2 separate regions of the Mus musculus genome follow, and region 1 is linked to region 2. A link is a loop called in an ENCODE intact Hi-C map of the cell type or tissue named here. Cell type or tissue: left cerebral cortex. All regions are shown on one strand. Links, peaks and the distances in the headings refer to the core of each region. The heading gives the core; the rest is flanking DNA.

Region 1 (15,915 bases), core at 2,896-10,895, 52 kb after region 2:
GAAAATCCCTGAATCTAATTCTTACAGCTGACCTTTGCCACTTTGTGGGTTCTTTTTCTCGCCATTTATCCTCCCCCCCCCCACACCTGTTTCAATCCCTATCACTAGGTAGGAGAGAAAGAAGGATAGTGGAGGGAGATAGAAGGAGAGAGAGCGAGAGAGATCCCTGGATCTAACTTCTTTCCTTTGGTTTTTTCATTGAGCATGCCTCTTTTGAGCATAGATGTCAAACAACATCCCACACCAAACGCCCCTGAATGACCAACAATCACCAACCCCACCTCTCAGGGCCCTCCCATTTCTATACCCTCCGAAAAGTTCCCAGAATTCCAAAAGTCACACAATCACAGCCACTATCTGCAGCTGGCAAAACCACCCCTCTGCTAGAGCATGAGGCAAATCATAGTCCGTTGCAGTAGACAGCCAAAGCAGCTCACACCCCAAAACCTGGGATTCAAGTGAAAATATATTCTTAAACTATTTCTCTGATTTTTAAAGAAACCAAAATCCCAGGATTGCCACTATGGTGTCTACACAATACAAAGACGGCAAAGGTAAACAGTGGTGCCATGATAAGACCACTGCACCGCCATGTCAGCCTACCCCAAAGTATGAACAGAAGTACAGATGTCTCTTATTATTTAAACCAGTACCAGTTAGGACATATTATAGTAGTTACCAGACTACATCTATTTTTGGATAACATAAACTTCAAAATAATCCTTATACCCAACGATGGTCCTTCAACATCACTGCTTCCTCCCATTGCTTCTGGAGGCAGCATTAGAGAAGCCTAGGGGTGTCACAGGCTTTCCACCCGAGTGGCTCTCTGTGAAGTGACCTCCCCCACAGGCTGGGATGGGCCCATCTACACTACAGTCAGCACTGTCCCTCCTCTTTCCCTCCTCCCCATCAGCTCCTCCCCTAACACCACTGGACTGGTTTGACTTTAGCTACTGGGAAATGTTTCATAATTACTAATGAATAATTCAGCAAATAAGCTATTTTTAGTTTTCTATTACCAGGCACACCCAACTTTGATGGGAATTCTGTTGCCTTTCTAACTTTCCAAATCCCGTTTGCACGCAGGTTCTTAAATGAATCATTGCCTTAATGGAAGTTCAATCAGCAACCAATATTGGATCACTTCACTACCCTGCACAGCAACTTCTTGGGGTTGTACTGCACTTATAGAATCAACCCCAAAGGCTTCCTCTCCAGCTCCACAGCTTGGCTCCTAGCCACCTGCATCCTTCATCCCCAGACACCCCGCCCTTCCTGAGCTGTTTAAAACTGCCACGCTCGTTTCTGCCTTCCAACCTCTACTTTCCTACCCCTCTTTCCTGCTGGCACCTCCTGCTACAAGCCGGTCACACAACTAGCTTTGTCATTTCCTTCTGTCCCTACCTATGTGCCACCTCCTCCAAGATGGCATCTGTAGTCACAAGATGTATAGAGCCCATCACAGACAGTCACATTTCCCCACCTGCTCTCACAGCATTTATCACTACAGGAAATTATCTATCTACCCACTGGGATATAGCTTCCTGTAAGAGTTCCTTTAGGGCACAGGCTTTTTCTTTTACTCTGAATGTGTGTGTGTGTGTGTGTGTGTGTGTGTGTGTGTGTGTGTGTGCGCGCGCGCTTTATTTTTATCTTTTGATTTTTTTTTTCTGAGGCAGGATCTCACGTAGCCTAGGCTGTCCTGAAACTCCTGCATTGCCAGAGGTAGCTTGGACCCCCTATTCCTCCTGTCTCTACCTCCCAAATGCTAAGGCTACAGGCATGAGCCATCACTTCTGGATTTTATTTTATTTTATACTAATTAGATGACTAAGTAACAAACCTTGAGAGTGCTTATTTTTCTAGAGTCAAAACAAATGAGAGCAAGAAGGAGGCATTTCTTTTCCACCAGGCAGATTCCCCTTGTCTTTCACATCAATGATGCACACTACATTATAGCAGTTTAAGGAACATACATCCTTACAGATGCTGAACTGGGCCTCCAGAAATCCTTAAAACAGAATGTTGCATGTATAATCATAAAACTTTTCCCCATATGTCAATTATAAATCATTCAATCAAGACCTATTACAAGATAATGTCTTTCATTGGATCTATACAGAAATCAGCACTTTATCATGGATGTTTGGTGATATTTTAGACATCGCACATATCTCTAAATGCCTCGTACACCTCTGAGCTTCCAAAATACACTTAGTGGGGAGGGTGTAGCTTTTAATGCTAATGAGCTAGTCAAAAAATTTATGCGTTAAAAGAGATAATTTAAAAATAAATTTAAGAGAAAATTCAAATGTGTATGATTAAAACCTGTATGTAAAATGTTTCATTCGTATCATAAATTCTATTGCTGTAGAAAAATAATCATTTCAAAATCAAGGCAGTTTCCCCCCCCACAATCAAAGGTGGTTAAATACATTTCACCATATTTATGAATGATTTCTCCTTCTCATCGCTAATGCTCGCTCATAAATCACTATAATGTTTCCAAAGTACATTTGGAAGTAAAAAATTCACATCTACTAACTATATTTCCTCTATCTGGAGATGAATTAAGTAGAAAATACATTAATATCTGAATTTATAATAGAACAGTTAACCCTTAGCCACAGCCAACTGATGAGGAGTATTTTACCATGCGAGGACTAATCAGGGCTCCTAACACTATGCAAGTCGACAGTTGAGGGTCTTAATCATGAGTGGATTTTAGTCCCCTATTTACTTTTCCTCTGGAGGATGACCTACAAAGACACCGCATGATTGAATAAATTTAACTCTCCGGCTTAATCTCATCACTTAAAATGTTACTTTAATAACATTACATAGCTTAACGACATCCCTCACCACCAAAGATCATGTCGTCTCTCGGCTGAATTCAGCAATCAAACATTGAGCAAGTCTGAGGCAGCTACAGCGGCACATTCCTGTAACAGCAGTTACGGAGGATCCCAAGTTCAAGGCCTACATAGTCTACTTGGTTAGTTCAAGGCCAGCCTGGACAACTTAAAGAGACCCTTTTGCAAAATAAAATATTTTAAAAACTGGGGCTATCTCTCTCAGTGGCATGTTCTTGCCTAGCATGTGCAGCATTCTAGGTTTGATTCCTGTACTAGAGACAAAGACAGAAAGATAACACACCAAGGACACCCCACATGAGCAAGTCTCGCACTGACTTAGTGAGTCTTGGCCTGACTCTGAGCAGTGAGACACAAATTCTGGGCTTACTGGATACTGACTCCCATCCCCAGCCTCTGATCATCTCCATCTCTGTTAAGGACTATAGGAGTATTGCTTACCCAAGATGCTCAGTAAACTACAGCAGGGTGCAAGCAACTTCTATGGCTTCTTATGGTTACTAGTTAGCCTTCTCAGGCTTCTAGTGGTCTATAGCCCTGCACACATCTATTGACATACATTAGACTCCACTGTGTAGACAGCTCCTCTAAGGGTAGATTGTAGCATAGGGATTTCCATGCAATCTGATATGCAGTGACAGGAACTAAGTGGCTTTTTAAAGCAATTTTTTCCTTTATTCTATCCCAAGCCATGATATGAGCTGAAAGCTAGGAACCCAAGGAACAAAGAGTTATGCACATCTTGCCCAGTCCATACTTTTACTCATGGTTCAAGAGCTACACAGAGGCATCGAAATGGAGGGAAACTAATAATAACCTGTGCACACCCAAAACTTGGGATCTTGTGGATATGACCTTCCTGGGTGTACTAGATTTTAGAATCAGACCCTGCAAATGTCTATGAAAAAAAAATAAAACAAACTCTGGGCTCATTCAACTATCTTAAAATATCTCAGTGTGAGCCCCCAGGCCTCTTTGGCATGCATTTATTCAGATATTCCACATTTTTAGCAAAGCATGAATTAACAAGAGTGCGACTTCAATCCTAGAAAGACACATGATCATTTCCCCTTGGTTTCTCTGGCAAGCTCACACAAAACTTCCCAACTCTGCCCCTGCACTGTTCACCAATGGGTTTCACAAAGCTTTTTTTTTTTTTTTTTTTTTTTTTTTTTTTTGAGCAGGCAAACTCAGGGAGTGCAGCCATGCTGAGTGCAGGTTAGGAGGAGAGAAACCCCTCAAAAGGACTCCTCAGATCATTTGTTCAGTTCTCGTTCTTCAAATAAACCAAGCACTATTAGTACCAAGGCAGGAATCCCGGCATGTGACTGGATCAATTAGGCGAATATACAGCACAAATAAATAGATCCCTTCCTGATCGTTCGTTTCCTGAACTGCCCACTGCCCAAACAGACAGACTACGAATTCCAAATGTGCACATTTATCTCCATGCAGCAGAAGTCACTGGGACACAATGTGGCTGATGAAATCTGACACTGTGGTTAATGTTAAAAGGGAGTGTGCCTCCTGGACGGATTGGATAATTACTGGCAGCTCAGATGAGAAAGACTTGATTCAAGTGACTAGCATTAGCTAGCACCAGAAGGAGAGCCAGAGATCTACTGTGTCTGGAATTAGCATTCCCATGTATGTGGCAACAATCCTGTATGCTGATCAGCAGGAAACTAGTGTCAGATTTATCAAAAATCCCCACTCTGCTCACACTCGCTGAGAACACGGAGTCTTGAAGCTCTGTAGAGTCTTGATCAGCTCCTCACACTTAACTGAAATACTCGGTGGTATTTAGAAGTTGGAATTCATTCTGGGTAACAGGTTAGGATTCTTTGTTTCCCCTCACAAGCTCCAAAGCCCATTAGAAAACGGAAGTGTTTGCTAAGTCCTTCTTTTCAGGATATACTCACCTGTCCATTCTGATTGCACGCACGTCTCCCTTACACATACAATTCTCACACAGTTTTCAAGGATTCAGATCAATATAAGGATCTGTGCGTGTCCCCGAGGCCTGTGGTGGCATTCCTAGGGCACTGTGTCCCACCTGCTTGCAGAACTTCTGTCCTGGATCTCCCTCTGGCTTTCCACAGAAACCTGTGCTTTAAGTTTTCCCCGCAACTTCACTTCATTCCACCTGCCAGAGCTTCCGGCTTTCTTCCCACTCACAGAGTGTTTCAGGGACTAGCACACTCCTCTCCCCCATTATTGCTCTCAGAGACTCCCAGTTATGGCAGCTCACTACAATTCCATTCCATATTTTAAAATGTGAGAGTACAGGAAAACTGTTGGCTTAGTTGTTTTTCTCCCAGAGCTTCCTGAGGACGTCCCTGTTTGCTGTGTCCAAAGGGAACTTAGACCTCAGCCTACAAAGTGAAGGCCTGGAGAGAGGACTACCCTATATGCTAAGCAGTTGGAAGGTTTTTCTAAGACTGAGCAGCCAAGGCCAAGTGCAGGCCAAATGCAGACAATCAGATCTTGCAAGCTTCCCTATGCCCAATAAAAGCCAGGGAAATCCAGTAGAACAACCCTGGCTCCTGGCCTCATTTACTTGCAAGCCAGTGTGCAAACATCAAGCAGAATCAAGTCTTTGGCCAGAGACTGAGGCAGTTAGAGGACATTAACTGCAAGTAATTTCTTAATGCCCTTCTCAAAGCTTTGTGAATGACAGCCATTTTGCAATAAAACATTGCACGTGTCTAAAGAGTAAAAACTGGACACGTTAACCAGTATATTAGCAGAGATTTTGCTACACATTTCTTCTACACTACTGGGTTTCATAATTAAGTCTAAAACCAGGAAATCTTTTCAGGCTATGCTTAGGTTTAATTTGAAAAACCAAAACAGCAACAACAACAACAAAATTACACTCTATGTATAAATAAAATATAACGACAAAAACTGTGATGATGTATGCTAATTAGTGATGGGTTCCCTCTAAAAGACACCTCTAATAAAACACTGGGATGCATCCAGGCTATAGTTTGACAGTCAAATCAATGCTTATTGAACAATAGTCCCCACGCAGAGTGTCTGTTACGACGGCAGCTATTGGGAAACCTCAATGACATCGCTCACAAGCATCTCCATCTCTAGCATCTATGATCTTCACTGTGCGTCATGATGGTGCACTGGGAGCTACAACATCTGCTGAAGAAGAATCTATTCCTGCCTCAATCCATGGGAAGTAGAAGGAGGAGGCAAAGTTGGATGCTCTTAGGAACCTGTATTTATTACTTTTCAATGTCATTCGGAACACCACAAACTTGAGGTTTGAACAAGGAAAGGAAGCAGTCATCCTTGCCTTACATTGGCCATTTTCCTTCGGTTTTGATTTCCTGGCTCCTTTTGGAATACTAGTTTAGACAACAGGATATTTATTTCTCACACACACACACAAAAAGACAAAATAAATGCCATTCAAGAGTACTATTTGTAGTCTTGTTAAGATCTTTTTTTAAGAGGGATAATAAAAAGAACATTTTAAGCACTCTGCCATTTTACAAAGTAGAATTGATATTAAAAGGTTGAACTCGGGCTAGAGAGTTGGCTCAGTGGCTGTTTTTCCAAAGGACCTGGTTCAATTCTGAGCACCCACATGGCAACTCAGAACTATCTGTAACTTCAGGCCTGAAAGTCATACAGGCAGGCCAAACAGGCATTCACATACAACAAACATAAAATAAAAATAAAGCACGTTAAACTCTGTTTCTGCATCTACTGCAAAAGCAGCCAGGCGGCTTTATAACCTCTGACTCCTTCCTTATGACTCTCTAGGGTAAAGGCACTCTCACGTCCTATTCTCTGTGGCCTCAGGAGCACTTTGAGAAGTTGTCCCTGTCTGGAACCCCACAGAAGAGGAAGTGTGTGAGCCAGAGGGGGGAGGACACCAGGAGAACAAGGCCCTCTAGATCAACTGAGCAAAGCTCGTGTGAGCTCACAGAGACTGAAGCTGCACGCACAAGGCCTGCCCGGGTCTGCACCAGGTCCTCTGTGTATGTACTGTGGTTTCAGTTTAGTGTCTATGGGACTCCTGAGTGTGTGCACAGCAGGTCTCTGATGCTTGTGCCTGCTCTCTTCCTTCGGTTGGCTTGCCTCGTCCAACTTCGATGTGATGGTTTTTGTTTTATCTTACTATATTTTATCATGTTGTGCTTGCTGTTATCTCTTAGAAGCCTGTTCTGGTCTAATGAGAGACAGAGACGGAGTGGATCTGGTTGGGAAGGAGGGGAGAAGAGAAGGAACTGGTAGGTGTAGAGGGTGGGAAAACTGGAGTCAGAATATATTATATGAAAAAAAAGGAAGCTACTTTTAATAAAAGGGGAAAAAGAAGAAAAGTTGTCTCTGTCTCAAATAATGAGATTGACATGCCATCAGTAGCCAATGTCCATGCCCCTAGATTACATAAGTCCCTCCCATTGGTACCCAATGTCCTACGCCAATGCCCAATGCCTGTAGACTATATAAGCTCCTCCTACACTGGCTTAAAAATCTTTGAGTCGGCAGTTAAACCTTGTAGAAATCAGGCTGGTATAAGATACATTATGAATTAACACTGCCCACGTCTCAGAGCCAACATCCTGCCATGTGTAAACTCATAGCTGCATGGATTCCGTAAGTGAATACAGCTGTGACTCATGGGCTTCTCACAGAATGTTAGCAGGAACAGTCTGCAAAAATGCCTACATGCTTGCAGCCATCCAGATAACTTCTAGATAAAATCTGAATTCAGTTTAAAACATACCATAACTGGTTAACTCAGCCACCTGCTCACCTGACTCTAAATGGCAGAGCTTTATGAGAGACAAATGTGACATTTTTTTTTTCAGCCTCCCAGGTCCCAAAGAAAAAGAAAGGCTTGAGAAGCAAATGAAATTTTCAAAGCTCATTTTCATAGGCCTTCATTTTGAGTGTTGGGCTATTTTTATCTTTGTTTTTAGCAGCAACGCCATGCTGCCTGTAGTCGCGCAAGCATTTCTGGGGAGGCGTGCACAGGGGCCCAAGCACAGCTGTCCAATTTACATTCACAAATGCAGGTGTTGCTCAGACACAAAACAGAGGTCGGCTGAATACGGCTCCTAATTATCTACCTTGTCTGAGGGTTTTCCTTTGTAAAGTTATGCGTGCAATTTGGGTTCAACTTGGAGGCCATTTTTAGATCCCAGCATGCTATCCAGCAAGAAATGGGCTGTCATTATAAAGCATAATTTACAGCATAGTTAATTTCACATTTAAAAAAAATCTACTCTATACCTAAGACAAAACTCTCTTCTGTGCATGCATTATTCGCTGTTTTCCATCTACTTCTTGGTATTTAAAAACATGGGAAGAGGGAAGCTTGTTATGTAGAAATGGGAAGGATTTCTAAGATGAAGTCTACTAATGAAAACTAAGAACTTTGTTAAATGATACACGAAGAGATGTAGCTATCTGCCACGGTCTGCAGTTGGGAACACTCTGGGGCATGTAACAGCAGTTCTTAGAAATGGCCGGATGCAGCTCTGGGATCTAATACAAGCCATTAGGAAACCTAATCCCTAAATGAAATGACCACAAAATCCTATCGGTTAACAGAAATGCAGCAGCTGTACATGTTTGTAGTAATACAATAGGATATTGTTTCAGAGATAACACTCGGGGAAAAAGCAGAGCCTAGCGGGTAATGTAAGACGTTGATCTCTCGATTTGGAGAAACTGACCAGGCAGAGCTTTGGAATACATAAACAGGAGAGAAGGTGAAAGAAGACAGGTCATATGTGTGCTAAGGGGCCGCCGAGACCAGCAGGCAAAGTCACTGGCTAGGTCAAACCATAGCAACTCCCCAGGTTTGCAAGATGCTAGAGACTCATCCCAGGAGCTCCTCACGGGAAGTGAGGCTGAGTGGGCCTTGCCTCACTTCTGACTGTCCCTCCTCTGCGTTCCAAATACTAACTCTTACCCTGCTTCTTGTTAAGCTGTTAAGTTTCAAACCCAGGACACGCTGCTGAAGTGTCTATTTAATATATCAAAGCGGACCTGGCTTCCAGGATCTCCCAGCATCCCTCAGTCCCTACCTATTTCAGGGCATGGCTGGCATACCCCGCCCTCTACCCTGAACTTGGCTCTTCCCTATATAAACCAGACCTTTTGGTTTTCTGCCCCTTTTCTTTTTGTTCTCTTTGTACCTCTGGCCTCCTGGCTTCTGCACTTGGCGGCCCTCTCTTCCTTCCCCTCCCCCTCTTCCCTCATGGTCCAGGGTCATGACCACTCTGGACTCTCCCAGATGTGTCTGCCTCTGGCTACACTCTCCCACATACCTGTAATAAACTTTCTTCTCCATCATACCTAGGATCAGTCATGTGCTTTCATCCCTTTTTATTTCTTTTTCTTCATTCAATTTCCATTAGCCATCTTTCAAAAATGCATGCCATAGAAGCTTATAATTCAGTTTTATCTTAAACTTTATCACTATATTTTAAAAGCGCATATATATATACACACACACACATATATATATACACACAATATGCTTTTAAAATATGTGGGTATATATACATACACATGTACATATACATATACACACACACATACTGTCTAACAGTGTACTCTGGACTGCTCTTCCAGTGGCATCAGATGCCTTTCCTCAAAGACTGACTGCAGAGTGTAAGTGGTATCATTAGTGTTGTGATACTGCGCCTTATTTCTTGGCCTTATTCTCTGCCAGCAGTCCATCGATATCGTAGAATGACAAAAGGCCCTGCTCTACAGCCATCTTCTGTGGAGGAATGCAAAGTATTTTGTTGTTGTAAGTAGAGCTTTAAAAAAGAAATTGCTAGGCCCACTCCTAGGACTGTTATTCTCAGTGTTCTGCATTCAGAATGGGCGCCCCAGGCTCTTGGAGATCATTCTAATCTCCTCCCGAGGGAAAGTGAACCCTACTCTTGACTGTCCCCAAAGATGTCCAGACAATTTCCTTACTTGTCTCCTAGTTCCAGTGAAGATTGTGAGCCTAATTCTTAGAGACTGCTACTAAAATTCCAACTCATTGAATTCTGCAGCCTAATTTTTCAGGCATTCTGGTTTCTGGCAAAATGAATGTGACCCAAATTTGCAGGAGATTATTTGCTGCAATGGTGCTTGCAATGCAGTGAGCCCTGATTAGCATTCAGGATTGCAAACTTTAGAAAGGCAAGTTCTTGCTTCAAGAATGGACAGGTTTTTATCTTGTATTACAGAAAGGGAAAGGCTAAATGCTTAGCAAAATGTGGACGGTTTCATGAAGTAAGGACATTTTGCAGATCAATGAGAAATAATCAAAGGCTAGAAATGGACTTCAGACCTTGGTGACAAATGTTAGCATGTCCTTAAGAACTGGGAAGTTCGTGTGCCAGTGTGTGTATGTGCTTGTTAAAACATCATGCATCCCATTTCTAATGTTTATTACAGAGTGGCTAATACTATTCTAAAAGCCCATCTTCAGACTTAGACTGCCTTTAAAAAAAAAAGTCAAAACTTTACTATGTCTCTTCCTGTGCTAATCCGTTACTCTCACGAGTGAGCAGTGTTAGTGTATGTATTCATTATTGCCCCTCTTGTCATGATCAATCAACTCTAACATCCCGTGTCAAGGGAGGTTTGACAATTTTGTCTTGACTAGACTCTGTGCGTCAGGTTTTGGAAACAGCAGCCATATCCCCCGCTGTGTGTGTGAACTAGAGCCTCTCTCTGCTGCTAATGCCTGGCTCTCCCCTGCTACTTCTCCCTGGTGGGCTCTAGACTATGCCCTCCGGATAGGGTACCAGCTGGGACTTCAGTTCTTCCGCAGATTCACTCACCTCTCAGAACTCAAACACCAAGCCAAGAGAAATTGATGGTCAAGGTATGTTAGGGTGGGGTTTCTTATTCCAAAAAGTTAAGCATGACAGGAAGAAACGGACAAAACAGAATAAAGACTACACAGGGGTAGGGCCACAGTGTCCAGCTAGGGCTAGGAGGCGCATGCGCACGCGAGGGTGGCCCGCGGCCTCTCTAAGGTGGCTTACCTTGTTTCTTTTGAAGTAGGCTCTCCGGCAGGCCGCAAAGCATTTCTCGCTGCAGAAGCTTTTCACCTCGCTTCCCATACTCAGGGAATAGCGCTTGATCCCCACTTTCTGGCACCAGGCACACATTATTTGTACATTTGACACATCATCTTCTATAATAAAAGTATAAGAAAAACGTTCATATCAGAAGCAAACATCCCTTCATATTTAGACACACCCTGACCCTGACCGAGTTCCCCGGGGTCGACTTGCAATTTCCAGACCTCACCATTTTCTAATGGAGTTAGGGCTGCCAATCTTAGGGGCAGAGGTGGGGATGGGGGCAGGGTCGGTGTGAAGCTGGAGCGGCAGGGTATATTTGTTTGTTTTTCTCCTTAGGGGCTTGTGGGTGTTCCTGTTTCCAAAAAACATTTTACTTAGAAACCAGAGCACCGTTACAAAGCTACAGGAATTCCAGGGGTACTTTGCCTCCTCTCAATCTGTCTAGTCAAACCACCCTGAGAGATAAAGGAAGAGTTTATAAAATAAACAGCCCATTTCCTCAAGGGTCCTGTGGAAAGTCTTCAAAATGGGCAGTAGGTGAGGCAACTTGGGCCATGCAAACCTGTGTGTGCAACTCAGTACCCTCGTGTGAACTTTTGACAGTCAGGGGCCAGCAACACCACACATGCTCCCATCATAGGTAAAAGAACACTACTGTATTTTACTGCCACAACATGATTCCCAAGCCACCTGCTTAATCAAAAAGGCATTGTGAATGGCCAAATTCTGGCAGTGGACAGCAGGCAGGCCTGGCTTACTGGGCATTCTCCTGCAGTGAGCCTTCCAGCCCCGATGACCTCAAGGAAGCACAAGCTCATTTAACTCGGCTCTGTCTGACGTGGCTTCTGGAAGAGGGAATTCCCAGTATGAGGTTGTGAGAGTATTCTCAGGCAGACTGGGGAAGGGGGGCGGGGAGGGATGGCTGGGGGGAAGAGCGTCCCTCAGCTCCTGGAAGACCCCTCAACCATGTCAACAAGGGTGCTCAGATGGGTTCTAGATGGTTTGCAAGTATTTCTAATATTCACAATGCTACATGCCATCCCCTTCTATGGGAAGAAAAACGTAACTAGCATAAGCTACCACGACTGTCACATCCATTTCTGCTTAAGACAGATGGGCTGTTAAAGAGAGCAAAGAGAATGAATTAAATTAAGCATACCAAGTGAAGCACAATGCAGAGTAAGGAACCACAGGAAGGCTGGTGGCACTCAAATGCCTGAGGCTTGGGAATATTGGTCTCTTTTAGGGAAGTAAACAATGTTGGAAATTCTTAAAAATATTTTCTGGCTGACTCCTGGGAGCTTTCAGTGTATCTTGAGTAGTGTTCTCTGTCCTCTCATTTGACTCTGTGTGTGTGTGTGAACATGTGCATAATATGTCTGCATGTGTGTATACATGTGTGTGTCCAAGTGTATGTGTGTGTGTGCATGTCTGAGTGTGTTTGTGTGAATGTCTAAGTATATATGTGCATGTATGAGTCTGTGTGCATTTATATGTCATGTATGTGCATTTATGTGTACATGTGTCTGAGTGTATATGTGCATCATGTGTGCACATGTGTGTATGTTTATATATGTGTCTTTATCTAAGCTTGTATGCACATGTAAATGTGTTGTGTCAGTGTCTTTGTGTATAAACATGTATGTGTCTGTGTACATGTATGTGTATGCACATACCTGTATGTATGTATCTGAGTGCATATGTGAATTGTGTGTGTATGTGGTACATATATGTATGTGTGTGATGTGTTATCTGAGTTTGTACATGCATGTTATGTGTGTACATGTGTGTATCTAAGTGTGTATGTACAGTATGTGTGTGTATGTTTCTGTGTGAGTATGTATATGTATATGTATCTGAGTGTATATGTGCATTATGTGTGAACATGTATATGTGTATATGCATGTACATGTGTGTATATGTATGTATATGCATGTATGTCCATATGTGTGTGCATGTGTGGGTATCTGAGTGTGTATGTGTATTATGTGTGTATGCATGAGCATGTGTATGAGTCTGTATATGCACATATGTGTGTATGTATATGTGTGCATGTGTATGTCTGAGTGTATATATATTGTGTGTGTGTATGTGTATGTGCATGAGTATGTCTGTCCATGGGTGTGTATGTGTGCACATGTGTAGCTCTAGTTGCCATATTAGTTGCAATCCTTCTTTATAGACTCTGTTTTGTACTAACCCAGACTCATAATTCAGACATGAATGAGAATCACAAAATCCCCAACAAACTCCGGCATAGTGTGTCTGACTTCTGAGTGAACCCCCAGAGACTAATTGTTAAGCGGGGCCCTCCCCCTGGGTTGTTGACACATCCATGGCTCATAGAGCCTGTCATGCACTCATCCCACTTCCAGGGAAAAGATCTGCTTTGAGGCACTGTGGTCATCAGCCTGCAAAACTAGAAACAAATGAATGTGTGATGCAGTGATAGGGCGTTTCTCCCCAAGTATTTGCTCAGAGCCACGTGCGGCACTTTGTCTACTGGCAGGATAAACACGGTCATTTTAATAACGCATACTAGTTCACAAATCACACACTGGAATCTATGGCTCACTATCAAACACGACAGTATAAGAGGACCTTTGCTGTTAGTAAACATTTTTGATAACATAACATTCTTTAATAAAGCCAATGATATGAATTCACATGTAACATAATTACTGCATTGGATGGATATGTTCTATTCAGAGAGCTGTTACTTCTATTTCATAGGATTTATATATGACGCCTACCTATGAATGGATACTTCTCATGGCATGAAAAGTTAGCAAAAAACTAAGAGACCTCAGGTAAAGCACTTTCTTAGATTACTAGTAGTTTAAAATGATTATCCATCACCACTACGCCAACTAGCACTAATAGTTCCTATTGTTCCAGTTGACACGCTGCCTTAAAGTCTAAGTTCCTGAAAAAGAAGATGACACCGCAGAGCTCTCACAAATGACCTGGTGGTAATGTAATGATCTCTGCTCTGGTGAAACCTGTAAGGAAAAGTGTCATGACGGATGTCATTTGGCCTCACAGTTCAACAAGAACCCCACTTCCCAAGGAGTCACTCGAGAACACACATTCATTTTGCCTTGGCGTTCCTTCCTTTAAATAGTCTGGTTTGAGAAAGAAAACATGAAATTTTAAAGTCCTGGCTCTTTTAGCTGTAATACACTAAAGCAGAGACTGGACAGTGCAAAGGGTGGGGCTGTAGGAGGCAGGGGGTTAGCCCACCACAGGGGTCTGGCCCTGAGGAAGACAGGTATGTGCAGGGTCAAGGGTAACCTGAACCCTTCTCCAGCTCCACTCCAGAGTCACTGGGAAGTAAAGAGTGACGAGGACAGCTAACAAATAAAAGTGTACAACTTTGAAACACGTTAGTCTCGTGAAATGTTCTTAAAGGGAGAAGAAAAGACACTTTTGTTATCTTATAAAAGTTGTGGAATGACAACTAGCAACTGTCTTGCTAACTAAATCAGTATTCCTATCTGTTCTGCGTCTCACTGGCAAGAGCCCTGGGAAGGCGCTGCGGGATGTTGATGTCTCCTTTTCTGACACAAAGTTCTCAACTGTGAATGACCCAAACATGAGTCTGATAAGTGGGTGATTCCAAAAGTTCACGAAAATATTTTCACATATGACAGGTATTCCAGTCTCATAACAGCTCCACATTTAAGGGACTCTGATGATTAAATGATCTTGTCAGTCAAAACACAGCTTAAATTCTGCCACAATGGCTACCCCTAATTAGTGAACTTTCCTTAAGAAATTACAGCCAAATTTTATTTTTGACTAATACGGGTTTTTGTTGTTTGTTGTTCATTTGTTTTTTAACTTAAAGTCTAGTGTGCTAGTTTTTATTGTCAATTTGGCACAATCTAGACCCACATGGAAGAGGGAACCTTAGTTGAGGAATTACCTATGTCAGAGTATCCTGTGGGCATATCTGGACAGACTTCTTACGATCGCTGGGTGGGCGGGCGTAGGCCACTGTGGGTCTTACCATAAGTGAACCAGCAGCTAGCAGCTTTCTCCCTTAGTCTCTGCTTCAAGCTCTTCCTCTCTGAGCTCCTGCCCTGAGTTCCCTTAATGACTGACTTGGAGCAAAGCCTCTTCTTCCCAATCTGCTTTGGTCAGAGTATTTTAACCCCGTAGCAGCCAAGAGACTACAATAGCTGGTAACAGCACCCACGCTTTACCCTGGCAACAGAGAGGGCTGGGCAATTGAGCTTGTTTTCCTAAGCAGGTGGTTATTAGTATTTTAATATTTATGCTTTTTTTTCCTTTTTTCTTTGTTTTTGTTTGCTTGTTTTGTTTCGTTTTGCTTGAGACAGGGTTTTTCTGTGTAGCTCTAGCTGACCTGGAACTTGCTCTGTAGACCAGATTGGAATCAAACTCCCGAGTGCTGGAATTAAAGGCAGGCACAACCACTTCCCAGCTTTATTTTTTAAAATATCTTCAAACTAAATAAAATCTTATTTTCTATCTTCAATGGAGGCTAAAAGTCTGTGCCATTAGAGAACTGGGATTACATCACTGAAGACCCATGTGACAGGCTTATATTCCAGGATCTTACAGCAATTAGCCTGTATATTTTTCATAATGAGCACTGTAGCAACAAAGGCAAAATGTTCAGAGCACGAAACGGCATTCCCAAAGCGAACAATTTGTATACCGTGATAAAACTTTCATGTGCTGTCGTATAAATATACATCAGTCAAATATGCATGCGTCAATTAATCATGAAAATTGGTACCACCTCGTTAGCATTTAATTAAACAAAAGGTTTGCAACATTTTCTTTCTAATCTAACGCTCAGAGAGCTATAAGACACTTTCCTACTGTATATTCCAGAAGTAAAAGTCCACTCTAAGGTGGAATAAAAAAACATACTTATTTTTTATAGTATAGAGAATTATGAAATGGAGCATTTCTTGAGGGCCTTGAGCAATTGCCCT
Region 2 (15,915 bases), core at 4,842-12,841:
TGTCAGAGGCAAATTTTCTGTTATTTTAGGTAATTCTTGAGTTCTAGCAATTAAAATTATGTTAATTAGTTGGGCAAGGGTGCTGCACACCTTTAATCCCAGCACTCAGGAGGCAGAGGCAGAGGATCTCTGAGTTTAGGCCAGCCTGGTCTACAGAGTGAGTTCTAGGATAGCCAAGGCTACAGAGGGTTTTGTTGAAACCCTGTCTCAACAAAAACAACCAACAACAAAAACTGAGGGCAGTTAAAGCCTAAAATGGCCTCAGTGGCCTGGAGAAAAGGCTCCAGGGTGAAGGGCACACACTGCTCTTGAGAGGACCCAAGGTTTGGTTCCCAGAGCCCATATCATGTGTCACAAATGCCTGTAACTCTAGCTCCAGGGGACCCAAACCCTCTTTTAGCCTCTAAGGGCACCTGCATTCACGTGCACATACAGACACATAAAATTAAAAACTCATAAAAACACTGACCTTAGTGATAAAAAAGGTACAAAAAATCTTCAAAGGGAAACTTAGAACTTGCTTATATCCTATGATTCTCAGATTTTCAAAATTCAAGTCAAATTAAGATATATATATATGTATATGTATATATGTATATATATGACTTTTTCTATAGTTTACAGCTGTTCTGTTAATGTACCAAATCTCTCTCTCTCTCTCTCTCTCTCTATATATATATATATATATATATGTATGTATATGTATATATATATATATATATATATATATATACACACACACATATGTATATATATATGTGTGTGTGTGTGTGTGTGTGTGTGTGTGTGTGTGTATACACATATATATGTATATATGAATGATTTGGTTCTTTTCCTCACTCTCTGATAGATTGGGAATTCTCAGACCTTGACCTCGGTTTCTGAATAAAATGCTGTTGTCACACAGCTCTCTCTCCTTCTTAGCTTTAGGGGCTACCTAAGAGCTGTTACTACAGAGATGCTACGAAGAGTCGACTCCTTCACCCCACAACCACATGCTGAACTCCTCTGACACTGAGCTAGAAAACTATTTAAGACCCCGTGGAGGCTGAAGTACAGACTGGCCTGAGCACTGGATGGGGTATATGTCAGAGAGATGAGGGTGAGACCCAGCTCTGTCCACTGGAAACTCTCCTCTTGCCCATCAGCAAGAGTGTAACATCGCTGTACATGCGCTATAGATAATTTCCTTGTCTATAAATTGAAACAGCATCTACTTAGCAAAGTTATGGTCAGAATGGAAATCTAGAGGAGAGTTCTCTAAAGATCCAGTACCACACAGGTTCTCTGGAGCTATCCCACACAGTGTGGTTTCTTACATCATTTCCTTAGTGCTGCCAGAGACAGTCATTTGGTAATACAGATACATATTTGCATAAATCACATTTTCCCCTTTACCTTTATTTTCTTGATATATATATATATATATGTTTTAAGGCAAGATTTCACCACATAGTCCAGGCTGCTTTTGAACTTTCAGCATTTCCTGCCTAAACCTCCTGTGTGCTGGGATTACTAGTCTACCAGACTCAATTTAGTTGCAATCTCAGATGAAAACTTCACTGTTAAATGGTTGGGCAGCTTCAAGAGGTCTTGCATGGTGTAGCCCATATTCATTGAGAGTAATATGTATGTTTAAGTGTAGTCTAAGAATCAGTTACTCAGTGCACGTTGCCCCCTTCATCCTGTGGCTTCTCTGTGTATTTGTAAAAAATCAGATTTGCCTGAAAATTTGGCTAAGGAGGAATGTAAGATGTGCTTCAAAGCAAACAACCTTAGATTAGCCCCAGTAATAACAACAGTGAGTAAGTGCCAAGTGTTTGCAACAGTGAGTAAGTGCCAAGTGTTTGCCAGAAACTTTTCTGAGCAACTTCCAGAAGTTTATTCCTTCACCCCTAACACCAGCCTTCGTGGGGAGTTGTTACTGTTCTCATTGTATTGGAGGACACAGAATGGGAGATTCCATAGTTTGTCCAAAGTCTCACAGCTTGTAGATACAGTGGAGAAGAGTCTTAAACTTGGCAACAGTCCATTCATCAGAGTAATTTTGGGGTTCTTCCTAGGCAGGACTCAAACAACGCAGTACTTTCTCAATCAGCAGCGCTGACTGGCAGTCCATGGGCATTTTCTAGTTCCGCGGACACTAGCAGGCAACTGAATGGATGTGTGCACTGCGCCAAAGCTCGTTTGATTTCATTAAAATACTGCCCTTGGGAGCTGGATATGAGGGTGCAGACCTGCAATTCCAGTGCCTACAAGGCTGAGGCAGGAGGATGGCAAGTTGGAGGCTTTCCACAGCTCTAACTGAGACCCTGTCTCAAAACCAAACTCACAACAAAATGCCCTGTTTGCTTTTTTTCTCTTAAAAAAAAAAACATATACTCTGTCTAGAACAGGAGCTAAGAGGCTTGAGTGGAGAGTAGAGCACCGGCTAGCATTTGCCCCAAGCCTTCTAGCTCTGTTTAATTAGAAGCAAAGCTCCTACTTATGTGCAGGTACTAAGGCTCCTGCTAAGCAGGCACTAAGGCTCCTGCTAAGTGCTTCCTATAGGAGATGCTATTTGGTTTCCAAGTTGACGCTATGATGTATGAGTGCTTTCTTTACTCTGATGGCTCTGGGTCGGGAACTTGCCAGTGCCATAGAGCTGGCAGAGCAGAGCTCTCACCTGCCAAACCACAGTGTCGCCTTTGGAGAACACATGGTCTCGCTTCTGTCTCTCTGGCTCAAAGAACGTCTGCATGTGTGCTGTGAGAAACCAGCACGGAAAGCAAACCACCCCGCCCAGACCTTTCCCTGCAGCTGCCCTGAAACTAGAAAGACAAAGGTTTCCCAAGCTTTGGAAGAGAAGAACCTGCAGGCAACCAGGGCCTCAGATCAAATCGAGGTTCCTATATCCCCCAAAGCCTCTGGGTGCAAGCAAGAGCTGGCCACTCTAGACCATCCCTAGGTGGCTTCTTCTCCAAACACAAAGAACTAAAAAAAGAGTCATGATATGGTTTGTACTTGTGAGAGGGGATGCTCCAGTGTAGTCTGGAGGGTCTCTGTAGAGGAGAAAAGAAAGGTCCTATACCACAAGGCCAAGTCAGGAAGAAGAGTCCAAAAGCCAGAGAATAAGTGAGGCCACCATTCCGATGGCAGGAGAGGAATGGACAGATGAGACAGGGAAGCTTGTATGGCTGCCACCCCTTCAGCCTGTGTAGAATCAAGATGGTCTTGCCAAGAGCGTAAATTGACCATTCTTATCAGAGCGGTGCCTTGCTTAGTTTAAGACCATTGCTTTCATTTCCAGAAGGTCTTTTATTGATCTGAAAGACAGCTCAGAATCCCATGAGAACATAGGAGTAGTTCAAGACTAGAGAGATTTGGAAGTTTGATAGAGAGACAGGGCAGTTCTCTCTAGACAGTAATCAATCTGTCCCTGCATTTCCTGGGCCACTCTACCCTCTAGGTCTATGGCAGCCCCTTGTGGAAAGTCGATACATGGTATACCGTGCGTGTATATGTCCCATATGTTTTATTTGCTGCAGTAAGAGTTCTGGTGTATCACACAAATCAACCTTTGGTCTTTGTATAGCTCAGCCATAACAGCTAAGCAACAATTTGAAGTCAGTGGGGTCACACGTGTGGCTTTGGTTAGAACAACAGAACCAGGAAGAAGGATTTTGGTCACTTGGAACTACTTTGAAAGGCTGATGAAGTTCCAAATGAAACGTGGCAGTTGCTATCACATTTTAAGGGTTGGCAGGTATTGGTGCATTGGGTTGCAAGGAAAGTTGATCTTATTTTAAAATAAATACACATAAAGCTAGAGGCTAGAAAGCAAAGATTGAAGGCATTCCTGGCACTGGGGTATACACACCTCATTGCCTAAGATGTTCAAGGCTGTACTGGGCCTGGAGGAAATGGTGCAATGCACAAGCAAGAGTCTTCTGCCTTATGTGTGAATAGCTCCCAAACTTCAGCTCCTGTCTAAATCAGCACCAATGCAGCATTCCTGAGCAGGGAAGACAGGCACTGAAACCTTTATCAAAAACTAACAAACAGATAAACAAACAAGCAAACAAACCCTCCACACCAAGCAAAAGGAAGCACACATGATTTATTATACTACAGGGGAATTACCCAATTAAAAACGGGCTAGGTGGTCCCCTAACTGAACAACCTCGCCTGGCCTCAAAGGGAGAAGATGTGCCTAGTCCTTCAGGAATTTGATGTGCCAGGGGGAATGGGAGTGGAGAAGTTAGTAGAGGGAGTGATATGGGGGGTGTAAGCAGGAGTGATACCCAGAGTGGTGCTTCCTTTTCTCAAAGGAGAAGGGGGGAGAAATGGGGGGGGGAAGACCTGTGTGAAGGGGTACTGGAGGAGGGGCTGATATTGAGATATAAAGTAAATAAATTAAAAAATAAGCTTGGGATCTAAACAGAGAATTCTGAATAGAAGAAATAAAAATGGCTAAGAAATACCTCAGAAAGTGCCCATCGATCGTCCCTAGCAATTAGGAAACACAAAGCGATTTTGAGATTCCATTGGACCCCAGGCAGAATGGTTAAGCTCAACGAAACAACTGACAACGTATGCTGGCAAGGTTGTGAAGAAAGAGAAAATACTCATGCTGTTTATGAAAATGCAAATTGATGCAGTCACTCTGGAACTCAGCATGGAGAATCCACAGGGGAAAAAGTCTACCGTATGACCCCGTGTGAGTAGGTTTGGCGGCCATAGACTTGTGTGCGTGAATGCTTAGCCCACAGGGGAGTGACACTATTAGGAGGTGTGACCTTTTGGAGAAGTGCGTCACTGTGGGGCTGGGCTTTGAGGTCCTATGCTCAAGCTATGCCTAGTGCTAAAGAGATCCTCCTGCTGGCTGGCTGCGAAAGCCAGACTCTTCCTGGGTGCCTGAGAATCAAGATGTAAAACTCTAGGCTCCTCTAGCATCATGCCTGCCTGGATGCTGCCATGCTTCCCGCCATGATGATAATGGACAACTTCTGAAGCTCTAAGCCAGTTCCAATTACATTTTCCTTTATAAGAGTTGCCTTGGTCAATGAGTCTCTTCACAGCAATGGAAACCCTAAGACATCCATCTATCCCATTCCTCTGAACATACCCAAAGAACTCACACATCCTACTCCACAGATACTTGACCAGCCATGTTCATTGCCACCTGATTCACAACAGCCAGAAAAATGAAAACAATCTCAATGCCAGATGAATGGATAATAAAAAGATAATACATGTATCCAACAGCTGGAGTACATTTCAGCTGTGAAGAAAAATGAACTAATGAAACCTTCAGGTAAATGGATAAACCTAGGAAAGATTGAGTGAGGTAACCCAGACCCAAAGATAGATATGGTATGTTCTCCCTCATCTGTGGTTCCTAGCTTCAAATCCTCAGATGGAAGGATGCATCATGGGGTTAACCACAGAAATCAGAAAAGTATTAAGGACCACAGACATGGTGGTGGGTATGTGAGAGGGGACTAGGGGATACAGGGACTACAGAGTGGAAAGTGAAGAGGGGGACAACTGAGGAGGATGGAGGGAAGCCACCACAGAAAGAAGAGAGATGAGGGACACATAGTATCAATGTTGTTTGTGAGCCTCGTGCAATCATACCAGCTTATACTTACTTAAATCTATACACGGTGCATATAGATGTATATGCACACTTGTGTGTGTGTGCACACACACATACATGCACACACACATGCACACAAACACACATGCACACACACATACATGCATGCATATAAACACACATGCACACACACGTCTTGAAGGAAGTTAAGCCATTTGGGCTGACAATAGTCTCTACAGAAACTAACTTGTTAGTTAGTCTTACTAACTACAAGACTAACAAAACCCCTTTCCAGGCACAAGAAACTTCCCTGTAAATGGTTGTTCAGGGTAGTCCAGGTGACTCTCAAAACAATATAAATGATCAACGTAGCTCTTGGCTGCCTCTCTGGGGTTAAGAGTAGGTGCTCTGGCTGAAAACACGGCATACTTCATACATAGGACTTGAGTGATTCAAGCTAGATCTGACCTGAAAGTCCCTTTCCTGTAGCATAGCATTCATGGTTCTGGAAAATACAGTGCAAGGGGTGAAGGGAGGAGTGACTGACAGTCTTATCCAGCTGCAACACCTATGACTCACGACAGTGACCAGCATGACGAGATATGAATAAAGGAGCAATAAGTGGCGTTCACACATTGGTGGTAACCAAAAGCTGTCTGATTGGATGTAAGCCCCACTCAATGGGAGGGAAGCCATCCCTGGTACTGGAGGCCTAGCCAGGTTCTTTGGGCTAGTGAGGTCATGAACCTTAGATAAGATTCTACCTCCACCTTGCTAGCTCTGCAGGATTCCTTACTAAAGTCTTACTGCATTCTAAATCTTATCCTTACCCCACAGACAAGTGCAGCTACCTGCCTTCGTCAGAGAAGCTCTTCTCTGCAGCAAATGGAGACCATTCTAGGAAACCACAACTAGACACAGGGCAAAGACCAGTGGGTAGTGAGGAGTCCAGATGCAATGGAGGCATCCCCATCAGAGTTCCTGCATCCATGGCTCGGGGATCATTGAGGAAGAAGAGGCAGAGAGGTTGGAAGAGTCAGAACACCAAAGTTCACAGTGTAAGGGTCTCTCCGAGAAACGGCCACATCAACAGGATTGGAACAATGGTTACAGCAATGGACATTTTAATGTGGAAGGGAGAAATTTTTAGTGTCCCACCCCTAGACAAAGAACCATAGGACACTAATGACTACTGGAAGGAGGAGAACTAGCTTTTCTAGGTGATAAGCCCCCTTATTGGTTGTCCAGTGCAGAGTAATGTGGTCATCCCTGAAACCATAGATGTATAAACAACAAAAATAGATATAGCAGGTTATGTGTGCATGCATGTGTGTATGTTTGTAACAATAATAAAATAAAAAGAGGCTATCAACTTGAGGGGAACATGGGAGAAGTTGGAAAGGGTACCTGGGATGGGTTAGAGAGAGAAATGGGAGGGGAAAAGCAATGTAATTCTATCTCAAATAAAATACCACCACCACTGCTGCCACCATGGGATATCAAGAGAAAAGGGACAAATGTGCAAGATTGCACACTCTCGCTGATGAGTGTTCAAGTTGGGGGCAGGGGAAAGCACATGGGATACATCATGACTTTTATATAATCTTGAACATTAGAAAATTTCCATAGTAATTTTTAATCTATAGAAACACTAGGAATTTGCATAAAGTAAAACTATCGAAGCCCAGACTCCACAGGATGAGCCAGGTCTGAGGACTCCTCCACTGACCTGCCTATCTGCCCTCTAACAGGCTCTACCATCTCCATGCTCGTATGCTCGTCTGAGATGCTGCACAGGATACAGGGCACATGGTGTGTGCTTTCCTACCTACCTTCCTTCTGCTCGATATACCCCCTTCTCTTACACTCTAACTCCTATAATCAGTATCTATCTGTAGAAATGCCCAGATCAAAAGCATCTTCCATTCAGCGCACTGGTTGCATGAGGCAAGAGTCTCATCCCTTTCCACACCCTGGGACTTTCCTAGCACTCTCCCAGGACGTGGCTTACCATGGACCAATACCATCCATGACAAGAAGGAGAATCACAGTTGCATAGCGCATCTGTATCAACAACAGGAAGCCTAAGTACACCTCTGTGTCCAGTTACAATCTCCTCTGAGGCTTTGCATATGAAGACCAGAAACTCAGAGAAGGCCAAGAGATAGAGCTGCATCCACTGTGCTGTCGTATGTCTCTCATGCCTTTGGATCTATGGGGCAAGCAAGACTTAACGTGTTACTCAAGAGCCCACATGCTTAATGGTGACTATGTTGGGTATGAACCATGTACTCATTCATTCTAGGCAGAGACAGAATCTTTTCCCTATTCCATGACCCAATCTGCTTATTTATTATGATGCACAGATCCTTGTGAGCCAAACACTGCCTGACAGTGTTTGGGGTGGGGGTGGGGGTGAGGTGTACATCTTCTAACCCACCTGCCAGTCTCCGCAAAGGACTGAGATAGAAGAGTCAGCTAAACTCTCCCCACCCCATCGTCTCTGTTCGCAAGGCCACAACACTAAAATAGTCTTCATCTTCTCCCTCTGCTGGCATTGTAAGTGACCAGAAAGAATTCTTTCCCATGCTATTTTTATTTTGCCTCCCAGCTGTGGGCTCCCTCCCTCCTCCTTCTTCACAACCCTCACACTACCAGCCAGAAGAAGCCATAGAGACTCAGACTCTGGGTGATGATTCCGGAAGCTGAAGCCTCGTTGGACAAGCTTACTCTCCCCCGCACTTCCCTCTCTTTCCTACACTTGCTAGCTTTCTAACTAGTAATGCTCCGCTGTGGGGGTGGGAGGCAGAGAAAACCCCCCAGCCCCCAACAGCCTGGTCTAATCCATGAGTCTCAGGTTCCAGGGAGAGACCCTGTCTCGAAACAAACAAGCAACAGGCACGCATGCGCACACATCAAACACCCACGCACATACACGTGCACAAACACGCGCACACACACCCACAAGTTGGGATTTCAACTCAGTTATCTTCATACCCTCCTCCAAATCTTTCAGTTTCAAATCTAGCAATTTCTTCTAGTTGTAGGTCTTTTTCTTCCCAGGCTCAAATACAAGATTTTTGCCCAACCAGTTCCTGAGAACTAACAAGAAACTGGCTAACGAGAAAATATGAACTCAAAAGATCCTTAAGGATTCCCTCTCGCTGCAGCTCCTTCAGTCCCACCCACTGAATGAGCATTTTATTAGGGAAGACAAGAACCTTTGCAGTCCCAAGCTTGCTTCTCCAGGGAGAACCTGAGTGATCATATGGAGACTGGCGATGGGACTGGAATCTGGTGCAAGCACTGGTCGCCATGGCTGGCTCCAACTGTTCTCCATTCTTAGTCTTGAATGTTAATAGTGCTGTTAGTGTCAAGACCGACAGAAATCTCTCATACTTGCTTTTACTGAAAGTTGTTTCCTTTGGTCATAGTTTGATTATAAAGCAAATTTCCCTCTTACACACACACACACACACACACACACACAGACACACAGACACACAGACACACACACACCTGCCTATGAAGAGCTAGGTGACCACACTGAACTCTGACCCATCCCATAGGAATTGTTTATGTAATCACTAGCCTTTATAGCCTTGTGCTTCCAAAATTAATTTAGAAACCACTATGTTACCACCAAAGAGAGAATCTTGGTCAGCAAGCTAAATATCTCCAGTCATGTGTATAGTGCATTAGTGTGAAGGCACACATCACAGTTTGGGATTTAATGGAAAAATCAATACCGTACAGGAACTCTACAGTTGCACGCACAGTCACTGCTATAGCCAATGCTTTCTTTGTTGGTGCCTTCTGATTACATACGCTTGTGTATTCCAGGCATACTCTGATTTTACTCTGCTTGCTTGCTTTCTCTCTCTCTCTCTCTCTCTCTCTCTCTCTCTCTCTCTTTCTTTCATAAGTTACTCAATAGTTCTGCCTCTTCCAAGAAGTGTGGGCTAGGGGAGGGACGCAGAGACATTCAACCATCAATATCATAGAGTCAATGTCCTGTCTACCTGGTCCAGGCCCCTTTCTGTCTGAAATCCCTATAGCCCAGGGGGACAAGCTTTCAGCTGTGTGCTTCTGGTCACCTGGGAACACCAAAGACCTCTGCAATCCCAGCTTTTCTCATGCTTTCCCAACAGGCTGCTGCTGGGGCTGCAGCTAGCCAAGGAAGACGCCAGAACCACCCTTAAGCTAAAAAGGCACTTTGGAGTAGAGTTTGCAGTCCTCCCTGTCAGATTCCTTAAATATCTCCTCCAAGCTGTAGTAAGAAAACTCCAAAGTTGTATTTCTCTCTTAAGAATGAACAATTCTTTTGCAAAGGAATAGTCCTGCTCAGGCCTTAGCAACAGCCAATCACCGCTATTCTTAACAGCTGGCCGCTGTTTGTAATTTCTTCTTAAAGAGATACGCTTACTTGTGCTTTCTGTCTTCTTTTTCATCATAGGGAAAGTAAGCTGAACAAGGGCAAGCATTTCTAACAGAAACTGCAGTGAAGCTCGCACCAAACCTCTCGAAACTCCCGCCAACTCAGCAGGGCTGTCAGTCAGGCAACGCAAGCGTGTGCACCTTCTCTAAACGGATCTGGAAATGATGTTCACATTTTTTTTTAAAAATTTTCTTTTCCTCCAGTATACTCTAAAGCACATTTACTTTTCCAACACATAGGGGAAACCTAAGAATGGTATATTAGTCTTCACAATCTTTCTACAAAGAAGGGAGCCAGTCCTAAAAGCATTCTGATCCTAAAACAGCACAAATGCTCCCCTCTAACCCCCAGGCATGGATGACCACAGTTACCAAGACGGCATTAAAAGCATTGTGAAAATACCCTGAGGAATATAAAATGTTACAGCAGACCTGGATGTTTAAGAGCCCTCAAATAAAATATCAGGCGAGTTAAATTTTCATGCCAACAACTGCATTTATAAGCAGTGAGTCTGCCTGCAGCATAGTTGGTCAAGGGCGCTGCACACACGGGCTGAGTGGCACCATTGTGACCGTGTCTGCTGTGCTGCCTGAAGGAGGTTCTCACTCTGCAGCTGCTGCAGCTGGAATGGACAAGGCCTGTACCATTCACTCTCCTGCTCTCCGGTCGCTTTGTGTTTAACGGACAGTTACTGTCAGAGCCAAACCCAAAGGCTGTCACTCGTGGGAATTCCTAATGCAGTGACCTGGCAAACCTCTAAACTGGGCCAAACATCCAAACAGAAATGAAGCCACCTCAAATGTTAACAGCTGAGCATCTTCATCTTCTTTCCCTGTTTTCGTTTAGTTGGAGCAAATGTTTTGCTTTAATGCAATTGAAAAGAAAAGAACATTTAGGGACAGCACGCTAGATCCTTCCGAAAGCTTCATTTTCAAAAGCAGCGTTTGACTGGCCAAATAAATGACAATTCATTCTCTGTTTACTTTAGGTAGACAGAAAATGCATTGCTGAGCACTCGTTTTCAAAAAGCTAATCAAGGATGTAAGGCCCCAACAGATTCATTTAATAGAAATATAATAGACATTCCTGCTTGCTTCTCATCGTGTCTCCCTGTAAATGCTAAAATGAACAGCAAATTAACCTTGCGTTGGAACCTAGCTTTGTCACAGCTGATGCTCCCCCCACAACAGTAAACATCCCCCCACCCTGTCACTACTTCTAAGCCTTCTGCAGGGGAGAGACGATGGAGTTTGGCAAGAGAGTGGAGGAATACTTGAATCCTAAAGGGAGTGCTGTGTGTCTAATGGGCTCTCTTTCCTATCTGAAGCAAACTCAGCCACCTTTGTCTGCTACAATAGCACACATCTCGGGCGTAGGAGGAAGGGTGGGGTGGGGTGGGGCATTCTTCAAGCTCCATGTATCGAAGTTATATTTTTATCTTTACTAGCCATTCTCCAAGTGGCTGCTTAGAAACTACAATCCAAAACAAGCTAATAAAGAAAGGGCCATTCAAGCTTTAAAATCAGATATAAAAGATTTGCAAACAACTCGAGATCTTATAATTAATATGCAGTGATATCAGAATTAGCACTTAGAACTCTATACAGAAAAATATAATATTTCATAAATTATGTAATCATGAACAAACCCTTGCAAAAAAAAAAACTGTTTTCACTGTGCTAAAGTAACATTCTAGACTTGTCGTAAGTATATCATTCTTACAAGTAGTTCGCAGTTATTCTTGAAGGCAAGCCTTGGAGTTTCCTTAGCATAGTGCTGCTGGGGAAACGTTTCAGCACGTCCATCTTCATCTCTAGCCTGAAGGGAAATATAATGGCCTATTTAGGGACTTACAAATAATGGTAGGAAAAAAAAAGCTCAGATCATTAAACAAACGGGAATCCAGAAATAACAACATTATTAAGAAGTTTGTTTAAATACGCAGTATGCCCTTTAGGTATCAAAATTTGAGATTTGTTTTTCTTTAGACTGTTTGGTTTCAACATGCAAATTCATCATGGTGGAATAGTTCAAAGAACACAGAGCAGACCCAAATCAACTGATTTTGTTGGGTGTCACCAACACTCGAGTGTTGTAGTGACACAGTTCCTCACACGGTCAGGAGACTGTGACATACATACGTGTTTAAACGTTTTTGACATGCTTAAGCAATCTCTAGATAAAGCATTTTTAAGAAATTCTAATAGCAAGGCCATAAGAAAAGCAAATTGCATAGTTATATTTTGAACTGTAATATTATTAGAGATAAATTGATGCCCTCAATTTTTAAATAAAGATCCAAAGGATCAATGATCTCATAAGAACAATGATTCTTCTATTAAATGCAGTTAAAAAAAAGATTTAATTAAGAAGCTGCATTAGAAGTTCCTGGTTATTTTGATCTAGGCTGTCAATTGAGAAAGCTGATGTTTCAACAGAGGCATCCGCATTATTCACCAGCAACACCCACTGAAGTCTTCTCTTCCTAACCTCCATTGGTTTCTGACTTGGAGGGGTGTGAGGGAGAGGTGGGTGAAAGGGGCATGTCCAAAGTACACTCGTTAATCCATTCATCAGGGGGACATTTGCATCCTGCAGCTCTCATGTTCTCTTAGCCCTAACTGCTTATGCTCTCCCTCCCTCTCTCTTTCTCTCTCTCTCCTCTCCTATCTCTATCTCTCTATCTCTCCCTCTGTCTCTCTCTATCTCTATCTCTCCTGGCCCTCCTGAAATCCACAGCTGAGCTTGCCTCCCTCACATATGGCTTGCATATAATTATGCATATTCCATTTTGCACTGCATTAAAATGATGAGCTCCTGGCTCCCTGCCAGCTGATTTTTAAGAGCCCCAGTGAAGTAGGAAAAAGGAGAGAAACACAGGGAGAGCCGCACAGGAAGCAGCAGGTAGCTCTGTCTGCTGTCTCTTTAGATAAAATGTATGTCTGGCACGGAGGGAACAGCTGAGAACTACCTGTTGTGATATACGGGCCGGAGGGGGAGGGGCAGCGAGCAGAGTCAGTGACACAGCAATGACAGTGCTTACGTATCATTTCCCTGACAGAGTGAAATCTACCCCGACAAGTGTCACTCAGAGCTCCCCCGCTACGCTGTAGGCTGTTGTTTCTAAAGGAATCCATATGTACTCTGCATGTTTGAAAATTGCACCACTTGTATCTAGTGAAGGTTTCTGTTACTCGTCATGAGGCCTCTAGGTGGAATCGGGGAACGAAATGACATGGTCAGGAGTTGTTGGGGCTATGGCGAGTCTGTGTGGAAGGGATAGCTCTGCTTGGGGCTCATTTTTATGTGTTTTTTTTAATGAATATCTTGGTGAGGTAGTACCGTTTCCTTATACTCTTATCCCCATAAAGCCAGAGAAAAATTAAAATGTGTTCTAGGATAGGCCCTATGTGACAGGGAAAGAAGCAAGCATCGTGGCCTCTGGCTGGACGGTCACCTGAAGCCTATAATGCCCCTTGCCAGTGCAGCAGGACTGCTCTGCAGTGACATCGCCGTGTGGGATGATGGAACTCAAAGGGGACCCATTTTAAACCCCAACAGACTGAGGCAGCAGTGAGTACAGAGACGGAGGGAGCTGGAAGCAGGCTTTGAGATGCCAGTGGGCGGCACCCATATTAACTTCTTCACAGCAAAATCCTAAGTCACTGTGTGATGGACAGACCCCTTAAAGGAAGGAACCACATTCAAGTAACCTGGCCATGTCCGGTGAGTTGTACCTATCTGGATGGTAACTAGACCCTATCGTAAACAACTTTTGAAAATACCACCTCAAGATATGTCTTGCTTGGTGGTGGGTTTATTATATTCCTGATGCACTGCAATACATATGCTCAGAAGCACAATTTGCATATCGTTTACAAGGGCTACTATTTACATATGTATGTCTATATTCAATATATATGTATCTTGAGTATAAATATTCATAAGGTGGAATATGTTTATTATGCATGTACTATGTATACACATTCATACACACCAGATGCCTATGGATATTTTCAACATAAGAGGCAAAAATACATTCATTTCACTTACATGCAAGGTGCTCACTATGCTTTCTATGTGTTTAAAGGACAAAAATGTCCCATTATCTAAGATTCGGGTGCTGTGTAGGTTTCATACTAAGCCTTTATCCCTAGGAGGCTTCGTTAGGCAGCAACAAAAGAGAATGGGGAGCATTGGGGATGTTGGGAAATAAAAAGAAGCCAGAAACGTGTCTCTTCATTGAGCCATTGGGTTCATCTCCCTCAGCTCGTTCAGACACTCAGGCTGACTCCAGAGTCCAAGAAATCCTGTCCTCCAGGGTCACTGAGATGACTCAGTGGACAAGGCATTTATGGCTAAGCTTAGAGACCTGAGTTTAATCCCTGGGACCCAGATGGTGGAAGGAGAGAATTGACTCCCAGGTTGTTTTTACAAATGCACAATGATCAGGCTCCAGTGCATGTGTATGCACACAGATAGGTAGATAGGTAGGTAGGTAGGTAGGTAGATAGATAGATAAATAGATAAAACGCAAATGAAAGAAAATGTCTAGCTGGATATGTGCTCTGCACAGGATGGAGAATACACAAAGTCCAAGGAATGTTGAGCCCTGATCCTAATATCTGTGTGCACATGTGCACTGACACATGCCTCTCACCACAGCAAACCCACTTGCATTATGAAGCTTTAAAATGAAATTTCAAGTTATTACTAAGTGGAATGAAGTGCATTCGACTAGGCAGCCTAGCGTCTTGGGTAGGCTGTTTTCTGTTGCTAACAACATGGGTTTCTGACTCCTACTTTCTACCCTTCCGCAGATTTAATTTAATAGGTCCAGCATAGGGTTCAGAATGTAGCTTTTTTATAAACTCATAAAAACAAAACTGAATAATAAAAAGCTCTCAGATGACAGCAGAGTGTACAAACAGGTCAAGAGCAACTGGTCTAAGGAGGGTATCCACAGGCACGGAGAGGACACTGAACCACTGGGCAGTGCTCAGCAGATGTGGCCCTAAGGTGGGTCTTACTCTAAAGGGTTGAGAGATCCAGGGACCAGCTGCCTGTCAGAAAAATGTCTGGTTTGTCCATGGTTGCCTCTTGGTTCCTGATGAGCAAGCTGACTTGGAGAGCTTCTGCTTCGCTTCCTAGCAAATGCCTTCCTTCATCTCTCCAACCCAGACCAAGACTTCCATTTTTTTTTCTTTCTTTCTTAACTTCTATCTCCCCAACAAGGGTACAATTATGTAGAGGGCAGGACAGAGTTGGGTCAACCATCACTATCTTCAATCACTGACTGGTAAACACGCTCCAAGAATGTGCTTGCTCACCAGTGCCCAGCATCTTGGGGCAAGGTCAGGTACATTCCATTGCAGTGCCACTAATCTTGTACATAGATTGATTTCAGAACATCTTAAGATGTCATGTATTGGGCCTGTGCCTTAATCTATATATGCTCTATTTGGGGTGCCAGATAATGACTTAGTAGTGGGGTACAGAGAGAGGAACCCAACTACCCCTGCAGATGACAGCGTAGACACTGAAATTATTCCAGAGCAGGTCATTGTAATAACACAGAGCAGACAGACCTGCCGACAGTTTTATTATTGTTCTTAAATTCCCTACCAACAATACACAGCTAATTGACTTCCAGGAGTAGACCATCCCACTGGTGGCTCTTGGCCCCCACTGGGGCCCAGAAGACAGTGTTATTGACTGCCTTTGTTCTGGAGTGACAAGTTCTGAAATGAAGGAGTGTGGAGACACTGGCTGATGGACTAATTCACTTCATGTGCTTTAACCCCAGCAGCTGTACTCTGGCTAATGTGCTGCTAAAAGGGAACATAGATGGGAAACCATTTTGTTGCATTTTACTATGAATGTGTCATGAAAGATG

Evidence for each region. Peaks named below come from ENCODE experiments on the same cell type or tissue, not always from the same donor. Only the 100,000 strongest peaks of a DNase experiment are listed, where the experiment ranks them.
Region 1: it touches region 2 in a loop (4-fold over the local background); 3 of 42 quality-filtered maps call a loop at or near these places.

Annotation. Positions count from the first base shown.
Region 1 is chr10:43,116,873-43,132,787 of GRCm38, forward strand. It overlaps Sobp (sine oculis binding protein), which reads right to left. Exons shown (of 7, transcript NM_175407.3): 4 at 10,907-11,058. Among named protein-coding and RNA genes, the nearest start is that of Gm51799, 39 kb to the right of the region's middle. In left cerebral cortex, for the core only: no CTCF peak of the experiment used is centred there; DNase peaks (open chromatin) are centred at 5,362, 7,460 and 7,819; H3K27ac peaks cover 2,658 bases.
Region 2 is chr10:43,062,852-43,078,766 of GRCm38, forward strand. Sobp (sine oculis binding protein) reads right to left here. Exons shown (of 7, transcript NM_175407.3): 5 at 11,742-11,837. Among named protein-coding and RNA genes, the nearest start is that of Gm47815, 36 kb to the left of the region's middle. In left cerebral cortex, for the core only: a CTCF peak has its summit at 8,125 (motif pointing left); DNase peaks (open chromatin) are centred at 8,311, 9,913 and 10,723; H3K27ac peaks cover 1,742 bases.